2 separate regions of the Homo sapiens genome follow, and region 2 is linked to region 1. Evidence: read pairs that join two places in POLR2A ChIA-PET (ENCODE). Cell type or tissue: GM12878. All regions are shown on one strand. Each heading gives the region's core, and the rest is flanking DNA. Links, peaks and the distances in the headings are about the cores only.

Evidence for each region. ChIA-PET counts read pairs that join two places held together with the same protein. Peaks named below come from ENCODE experiments on the same cell type or tissue, not always from the same donor. Only the 100,000 strongest peaks of a DNase experiment are listed, where the experiment ranks them.
Region 2: POLR2A ChIA-PET joins it to region 1 with 7 read pairs; 3 of 35 experiments call an interaction of 5 or more read pairs at or near these places.

Annotation. Positions count from the first base shown.
Region 1 is chr9:5,893,047-5,897,442 of GRCh38, reverse strand. The region is part of intron 2 of MLANA (melan-A); the gene reads right to left. It also overlaps a transcript of BRD10 not described here. Among named protein-coding and RNA genes, the nearest start is that of MLANA, 4.4 kb to the right of the region's middle. In GM12878, for the core only: no CTCF peak of the experiment used is centred there; no DNase peak of the experiment used is centred there.
Region 2 is chr9:5,974,759-5,979,154 of GRCh38, reverse strand. All of the region lies in intron 2 of BRD10 (bromodomain containing 10), which reads left to right. Among named protein-coding and RNA genes, the nearest start is that of MIR4665, 31 kb to the left of the region's middle. In GM12878, for the core only: a CTCF peak has its summit at 2,259; DNase peaks (open chromatin) are centred at 1,964 and 2,254; H3K27ac peaks cover 638 bases.

The DNA.
Region 1 (4,396 bases), core at 331-4,330:
CCCAGTGTCCAAGTAGTTTCCCACCTCCCACACTGGGCACCCCACCAGGCCTCCAGCACCTGGATCTAACCCAGGTCTTTAGGAGCCTCTCAAGTGTGTGCCCACAGGAACTCTGCTAATTGGCATGGCCCAGGCACCCAAGTTCCAGGTATGAGAAGTGCCATAGTAACTGGTCTTTATGTGGACAATGTATTTATTGGGGCTAAATTATCTTTTCTTCTCATCAGGCTGTTTTAAAACATTTTCTCCAACTCAGCCCACAAAGAGAAAATAGAAATTAACACTGACTCATCTACTAAAAGCCAGGTGCTGTGCTAAACATTCATTAGCTTATTCAATTCTCACATCAACACTGGAGGGTAGACACAATTTATCATCCCCTATTTTCACAGAAGAGGAAATAAAAGGCAGAGGATACATGACTCGCTGGTGATCATACAGAGCTAGCACAAAACAGAGGCTGGATTTGAACCTGAATCCGTCTCAATTATGTTCGTGCCCTCCCTTCCCTAAACTCCCCGCTTTGCTCCTTGCAGCCCTAGGGAGAAGTGTCTGGGCTGAACCTACAGCAAAGCTGTGGCATTACTTATTGAGAAGGATCTTGTCTAAGCAGCAGGGTGCCAATCTGGGGGTCTACACCAGCCTCTTGGGCCCTGTGTTCAGTGACCCCTGGGAAGCATTACAGTTACCACAAAGTTACCACAAAGACCCTGGAAACAGGGCCTGGAGCTGTTCACTCCGGGCAAGCATCATCAATTAGCTAACATCTGCCTGATCACAGCATGATCAAAATCGACAGAACTGACTCTGTTATCTGTGGTTGTCAACTCGCTAAGAAAGTTTCTGCAGAGCTGAGTGACTTACAAGAGACTGAGCAGCTACAGGAGAAGCAAGGTTTAACTAAGGCTTCTGCTGGAGAGACTTTTGCTCAGTACCATCTACTGGACAACTTCTGTCTCAAGGCTGAGGAGACATCAAGCTTATCCTGTCCGTCTCCAAACAGGATAGAGCGAACCATGGGATGACAGTGCTAGATGGAAACTCTGACTTATGTAGGTCAGTCCACCCGCTTTATAGATCAGGAAGCTGAGACCTATGAAGATTCATCAACATTACCATAACCATAGTGACTACCATTCATTGAGCACCAATTTGTGCCAGGCACTGGGCTAGGCACCCCCACATATATGCTTTTATTTCATCCTAACCACAGTCCTCGGAGTTAGGAATGATGTTCATTTTACAGCTGACATTATGCTGGTCAAGTGCCCAGGGCTGCACAACCAGCAAGTGGCAGAACCAACATTCACAGCAACTGGAACGGGAGACCAAGCAAGTGAGCACCAGAATTTGGGCCAGATCCAGGTCTCCCAGGCCAGTGCTTTTCCTGCAGAGTCACTCTTTCCTGAACTGAAGCTGTCACAAGGAGTGTTCAGTGTGTTCTCGTGACTGAAGGCAGCTGATTCAACTCCCAACATGCCTGTGCTCTCATTTTACCCTGTGGCGTCCACTTGAATATCTTGACACAGTCAGAGCTCTGTTACAGCACTTTATGCATGGTCACGTGGTACTCACAACATGCCCAAGTAACTGAGAGCGAAAAGCACCAGGGTATGCCTGACACATTGGAAGAACCCACTGCCCAGCTTGGCAGGGCGCCTCAGAGTGTCTTCCAAATACCACCTGCAGCAGAATCACCTGAGATGCACGTTAAGGTGCAGATCATAGGACTCCACCCCTGGCCTACCCAATCAGCCTCTTAGGTGGCAGCACCTAGAAATCTGCATTTTAACAAGTTCCATGGATGACTTGTGTCCACCCAACTGTGAGAACTGCTCTCCACTGAGGTTTCAAAGAGATACATAATACCCAAAGCAGGTATGTAGTCCTTCTTGGCTGGATGTGGGAACTTATTTTGCATCATTCTTCTTCATTCCACCTGCTGGCACAATTGTGAGAAGGATAAATATTCTCAGATCTTAGGGATGCATTGTTTTAATGAAGATTGCCCCATTGTGCAGGATCTGGATTTTATGCAAAAAAATTAAAAAAAAAAAAAGAAGATGGCCCCATTCCCCTACCTCCATCCCACCTATTTAAACAAACAGCAATGGGGGCAGGGACTTTTCATGAGAGGAATGACTTTTGACATTGGTGGCCATGTGCAGTTACTTATTTTCTGGACCGATCTCCTTCAGTACCTGCACAAGATGATGATGTTCCATGTATTCAGGGGTTCCTACACTCACAGACTGAAGTTAAGTGTTTCATTGTGCTGGAAGCTTTGGCCATCTGACCCTTCTACAGACAGCAAAATGTCAAAAGGAATTACTTTCTCTTTAAAGGATAGCTCCCACGCATACGGGTTGAGTGGGTATTTTTCTTTTGTGCTGGAATCCAGAGGCTCCCTCTTGTTCTCAAGGAAAATGTCAGATAACCCACCTGACCCTGCTTATGCACGTCATTCAGGTTGCAAGACACAGAAAGCTTGTGCCTTCAGTCAAGGGGTTCCTTCACATGATAGTGGTCATAACCCCCTTTGCCCTTTATTAAGCCATTGTCCCTCAACTCCAAACCTACCTTTCTATGCTCTGCTCTGTGATGCTGGGACTGGACTCTGCAAATGCCACTTCTCCTTTGCCCACTGGCTCCCATTAGAGTACTCTAGAGGGTGCCTACAAACCTGGGGCATCAAGAAGGAGCAGCTCCTTCCAGTGTGCTTCTGGCTCCTGTCAGGATCACCCCAGCAATGCTCACATTGTCTGTATATGCCAAGCACCAGCTCGTTTTCCGGCATTGTCAGAGCCAGCTTCATTATGCCCCTCCCCAGCAGAGCACTGGCTGACCTCAGAGGCCTGAGTATTTGATTCATGCCCCTCACTTCTAAGCTCTTGAGACACCAGAACCAGCCAAACAAAAATCTCTCCTTAGAGATCTGGGTCCCATTTCTGTGGCGTCCCTCCTCCCAACTCTAGGTCCTGATGGCCTCACCCTTCCGTTTGTTACCCCAGACACGGGGGTAGAAGCAGCATTCTGTGGGTACAGCCTTGGTTGCCCCGATGCCTTCTTTGCCTCCTCAGTCTCAGTCCCATGCCTGTTTAACCAGCTTCTTATATTAAAGTCTCTATGTTGAACCATCTAGTTGGTTTCTTCCTGACTAGACCCTGAAAGTTACCTTGTTCAGGTTGTGGGTACACCTGGCTATGAGGTTCCCCAGCTGGGCATGATGGCCCTACATGGCAAAGGACAACTCCACTTTCGGCCTACTGAGCTGACTAGCATCAGCCTCCAGCTTCACACTGAGAGATACTGACCTCTGCCCTAGCCTCTCGTCGGATGGGATTGTGCAAATATTTGCCTCTGCTGGCCTGCAGCATAACACTTAAGAGCATGGACTCTGGAGGCAAACAGACCTGGATTTAAATCCCAGCGCCACCATGTCTGGCCACACATTTCCTAATTTCTCTAAACCTTTCTTCATTTACAACACAGCAAGAATGATACCCACCAGGGTGGGTGCCACGGGGCGGGGGGCGGGGGTGGAGCAATAAGCAGAAGTGACGTGTGCCCCTTGAAAGGAACGGTCCTAGCCTCTCCTTCACCTCCTGCTTTCTGTTGGCAAGATGTGGAGGTGATGGCACAACATCTTCAGCCATGGGGACAAAAGTGACATCCCAAGGGAGTAACCAGCAAGAAGAAAACGAACAGGCCTTGAACTCTTTACTCTTGAATTTTTACACGAGACATAAAAGTATATTTTAAAGAGTCTGTTGAGTGATTATACACAAGCTGAAACGATACCCTAACTAATAGCACGGGCAATGGGCTCCCCTCCCTCAAAGAGTATGTTTTTGCTGTCAGGACATTTTCTGAGAAGATACCGCCGCCCTCATCTCCAATTGGCCAGGGATATTAGAGGATCCTATACCAGGGTCTTCTGAGGAAATGCTGTCTGCCTGAACTCTTCCTCAGTGCCTTTGTTGGGCTTTACATCTTGCTGGTCCCTGCGGTTGACTGTTAACAAAGATTGTTCAACAGCTCTTTCCAAAGAAAGAGCAGGTTCACAGGGAGTTCTGGACAGACCACATAAGAGGGTGTTGTCCTGTTAGAGTCCCACGCAGAGGGTGGGGCCTCCCCTGCCCCTGCCACCCAGCACGTACAGAGTATGTCCCTTTCCCACTCCCAGCACATACAGAGTATGTCCCTGCAGCCTCTGGGTTTTCATTACCGCACTTACATTTGCTGAAATTAATCTCATGCCTAACTCTCCCACTAAGTTGTGAGTTTTTTCAAAGATAAAAACAGTGTCTCACGCCAGTATACAATGCTTAGCATTTAGAAATGCTTAATCATATAAATACTTATTTTTAATTCACTCATAAAACCCAATGTCTTT
Region 2 (4,396 bases), core at 121-4,120, 82 kb before region 1:
GGAATTGAAACAGATTTTTAAACTCCAGTGATTATTTTTGTAAAATAAATACTATGACTTTATAATTAAGTGATTTATTTTCATATTCTCTATAACACAAAGTAGCAGTGACTTAATTAAATATGTATTCATCATTTGTGGCCACCCAGCATTTTTAAATAGCTTTCTTACATTTTGGTAATTTCCTATAGTACAAGTTTTAACTTCCCAGGATAGATGCCAGAAAATTTATATTCTCAAACCCCCTCACAGGTAAGGTAGAGGTATATGAGCAGGTATATACTTCTTACTTGATATTGCATGAACAACATCAGGTAGCAATCTTGAGTGAGAGGGTTTATTTTTTGATAAAGGTGGTAGTAGGAGTTTCTGGTTGTTCCAGGTTCTTGGTATCAAAGGTGCCAACTAGTGCTGACCGTGTAGTTTTTCTTGGAGAACCTTCTAAGTGTGGTTGGGCTTGTTTTCTGGCTTTTTGTCATCTAAGTTTGGCTCTCTGACTCTTGACAGAGCTTCTATAAGCTCCCTACTAATCCTTAAATAAATTCCTTTTCTGCTTCAGCTAGCCAGAGGAGATTCTGTTGTTGTCAGATAAATAAGAAGGTTGACTGATGGACTTGATATGAATGGTTAATTTTTCTAAAATATAATATTATGTGTTATTCATCTTAGAAAATATAAATAAATATCTTGCTTCCCTTTTTCATGCCATCAATTTGTGTACATTTTATTATTTCTTAAAACTCCTTTTTTTTTTTTTTTTTTACTAAATTGCAATGTCTTTGAGAGTGAGGTCCATGTTTTCTCACCTCTTTGTGTTGTCACACATGGTAAGCATTCAATAAAAGTTTATAAAACTATAATAGTAAAGTTAGGATACTTTAAAACTTAATTTTCTTTTGGAAATCTAGTGTTTTTGCCAAATCGTGCATGGCTAAAATAACCTTAGGCACAGCTTCTATTAGTATTTCACAGAGTAACAGGCAAACATGCCACAGCCCAGTAAGGAGCAACATCAAAAATGAGAGCTGATCCAGAAAAAAAAATTGAACCAATTTTCTTGTTTATTCAGTATTGTTTATGTACCCTGTTTTTAAAAATAGCAAATGTTATTTTTGCAAATATCCTTAGGCAGCCTTTTGGTATTTTCCCAACATTGAAGGCTTAATTTTTTGAGCTAGTATTTTAGAAACATGCACTGCTTTATCTGCCTTTAGTACTGTACTTTTGGATAAATTTTTTAAATGAGAATAATTCTGGAAGATGGCTTTGTCTGCCTTACCAGCAAAATGTGATGTACTTCAGCATTTTTTTTTCTTTTTTGAGACGGAGTCTCGCTCTGTTGCCCAGGCTGGAGTGCAGTGACGTGATCTTGGTTCACTGCAAGCTCTGCCTCCTGGGTTCACACCATTCTCGTGCCTCAGCCTCCCGAGTAGCTGGGACTACAGGCGCTTGCCACCACGCCCAGCTAATTTTTTGTATTTTTAGTAGAGACGGGATTTCACCGTGGTCTCGATCTCCTGACCTCGTGATCTGCCCACCTCAGCCTCTCAAAGTGCTGGGATTACAGGCGTGAGCCACTGCGCCCAGCCACTTCAGCATTTTTAAGATACTGTTTTTAATTTTTAACTATAAGTGTTAAAGTTTTTTTAAAAATGGCTGATTATATATATTAACTCTAGAGATCTTCAGCAGGCTCCCATTCCCTATTTACTACACTACTGAGGATCAGGAAAGAGACTCCATAGTTGTATTTCTAAAGGTAAAGGGCTGTTCTGCCTTATGCTGGCCTATACCAGCCATGTACTTTTTTGTCCTTCCTCACATCTCTTTAGTATTCATAGTCTGAGGCTAGATTCCATAATCCTCCCCTGAAAGGTACAGTGTATGAGGAACAGCAGCAGTGTGAGTAGCAGCCCTTGATTAGCTTCAGATAGTGCACACAGATGGCATTATCACACTTCAACTGTGTCATGAATTTTCTTCCTCTTCTAGGAGCAAGTCAGTTGGTGCTAACTTTGGCCTACCAGGCAAACTGTGTTTCTGTCTCTTATACTGACCTGCTAGGAAAACCTGGGGGAAGTTATTTCACCTTTCTGTATGTCCTTAATATTCGCAGCAGGTAAATAATTTGTGAAATTACCTTATCACCAATCTTTATATTGGCCAAAAGTTGCTTTTCACTGCTTTAGGCAAAGCAAGTCCATAAAAGTTTTTTCATCTACTCCAACTTTCCCTTTCATTTTCTTCCCCAAGCACTAGCTGTCACTCTTTCACTTCTGCAGAACATGTAACACTCTTCTCTGTCAGAACAAAATGTATTTCATTGATGTTAGTCATGTATGCACTGCCTTCAGGATTCCCAGATTTTTTTTTTTTTTTTGCTGTCCTTTCCCTACTTAGTGTTGACTCTTCACATCTATTCTACTATTTGGCGCTTCCTAGTTCCTTTATCTTATTTCCTTTGGAAAAAAACAAAGTGTCACATTTAATTTTGAAAATAGAAATCTGCCATAAACAACATTATATTTTACTTATATGTATAACCAAAAAGGGAGAATTTCTAGACTTACAGTCTGAGATGTTTTATAACTAATAAGTGATTTTATAGTGAGCTCATAGTCAGGATTAATTATGACAAGATTAACCAAAATCAGTTTTCTCTGCCAAGAATAGTAATAAACAAACCCAGTTTCTGACGGTTGATTCTAAGATACAGTATCCTATTACAAACTTTTAAACAAACTCTGAATTAAATTTTATGGGAAATAACTTGAAAACTTTGCCTGTTGTTAATAACAGTACATTGAAGAAAAATATTCTACCCTTCTCAGTACATAAAGTGTAGAGAAATTCAGTTTCATGGTAAAGTACACAGTATCTATAAATTTAACATAAACGTGATTAAATCATTTGATTTTTTTTTAGCTTTGAAAAATTGATTTCAGACTTATTTTATTTTACACACTCTCTAGTTTAAAAGTCACAGAGTATCTTTAAGGCTACTAAAAGGCAGCAGTCTTACCCAGCTGAACTTCAAGCCCATGACTCAGAATCAGCTACCTTTAACTTTTAGCTATTTCTTCTGGTAATCATGTTCACATTTCTAAATAAATGCTATGTTGCTATTTCTTGATTTTTCCATTTGGCATTATCTGTTGCTATTTATCTGTGGAATTCTTTTACACCTACTTCCACTGATAGGGAAGCTCTGTTCCTCTTCTTAATTTTGTTCTTTTCTGCCTCGTCCATCTCATATATTATTGTTGATTAATAATTTAGCTCTGTCTCATTTTTAACCCCCAAACTAACCATTATTACTGTTTTTATAATGTATTTTTTATTCATATTTACCCATGATTAAGTGTATTTTTTCCCAGTTCTTCTCACATTTTAGAACTTCTTTTGGTAATCATCTCTTCTCTTCTAAGTATATACTATAGAAGTATGTTTTCTGTATATTTCAGTTTGGACAGTTTCTCTCTCTGTCTTCAAGTTCACTAATCTTTTCTTCTGCCGTGTCTAATCTGTCATAAATCGCATTCTGTGTATTTTCATCTCAGACATTGTAGTTTTTATCTCCAAAAGTGTAGTTTGGGTCTTCTTTATATCTCTCATGTCTCTACTTAAGTTTTTGACCAAATGGAATAATATAGTTTCAATAACTACTTTAATGACCTTATTGCTAAATCTTTTTTTTTTTTTTTTTTTTTTTTTTGAGATGGAGTTTCACTCTTGTTGCCCATGCTGGAGTGCAGTGGTGCGATCCTGGCTCACTGCAACCTCCACTTCCCAGGTTCAAGCGATTCTTCTGCTTCAGCCTCCCAAGTAGTTGGGATTACAGGCATGCACCACCACGCCCAGCTAATTTTGTATTTTTTTTTAGTAGAGACAGAGTTTCACCATGTTGGTCAGGTTGGTTTTGAACTCCTGACGTCAAGTGATCCACCCACCTCAGCCTCCCAAAGTGCTGGGATTACAGGCACGAGCCACCACGCCCAGCCCTTATTGCTAGTTCTAATATGTGTATCATTTCTGGGTCAGTTTTGATTGATTTTTCTCATCATGGGTCATTTTTCTGCATTGTTGCATGCCTAGTAGCCTTGGTTTGAATGCCAAACATTGTAAATTTTACCTTGGTGAGCGCTGGATATTTTTGGATCTCTATAAATCTTGAGCTTTTTCCTGGAATGCAGTTAAGTTAGTTGGAAACAGCTTTATTATTCTGACTCTTTTATGATTTTTTACTTGGATCCTGAGCGCTAGTCCAGGTCTAATTATTCTCTACTACCAAGGTAAGACCTTCCTGAGTATTCTACCCAATATTCCGTGAATTATGAGTCTAGTTTTCTAGCATGGTTAGTGGGAACAGGCACTATGTTCTCTAATATCTTGTAAG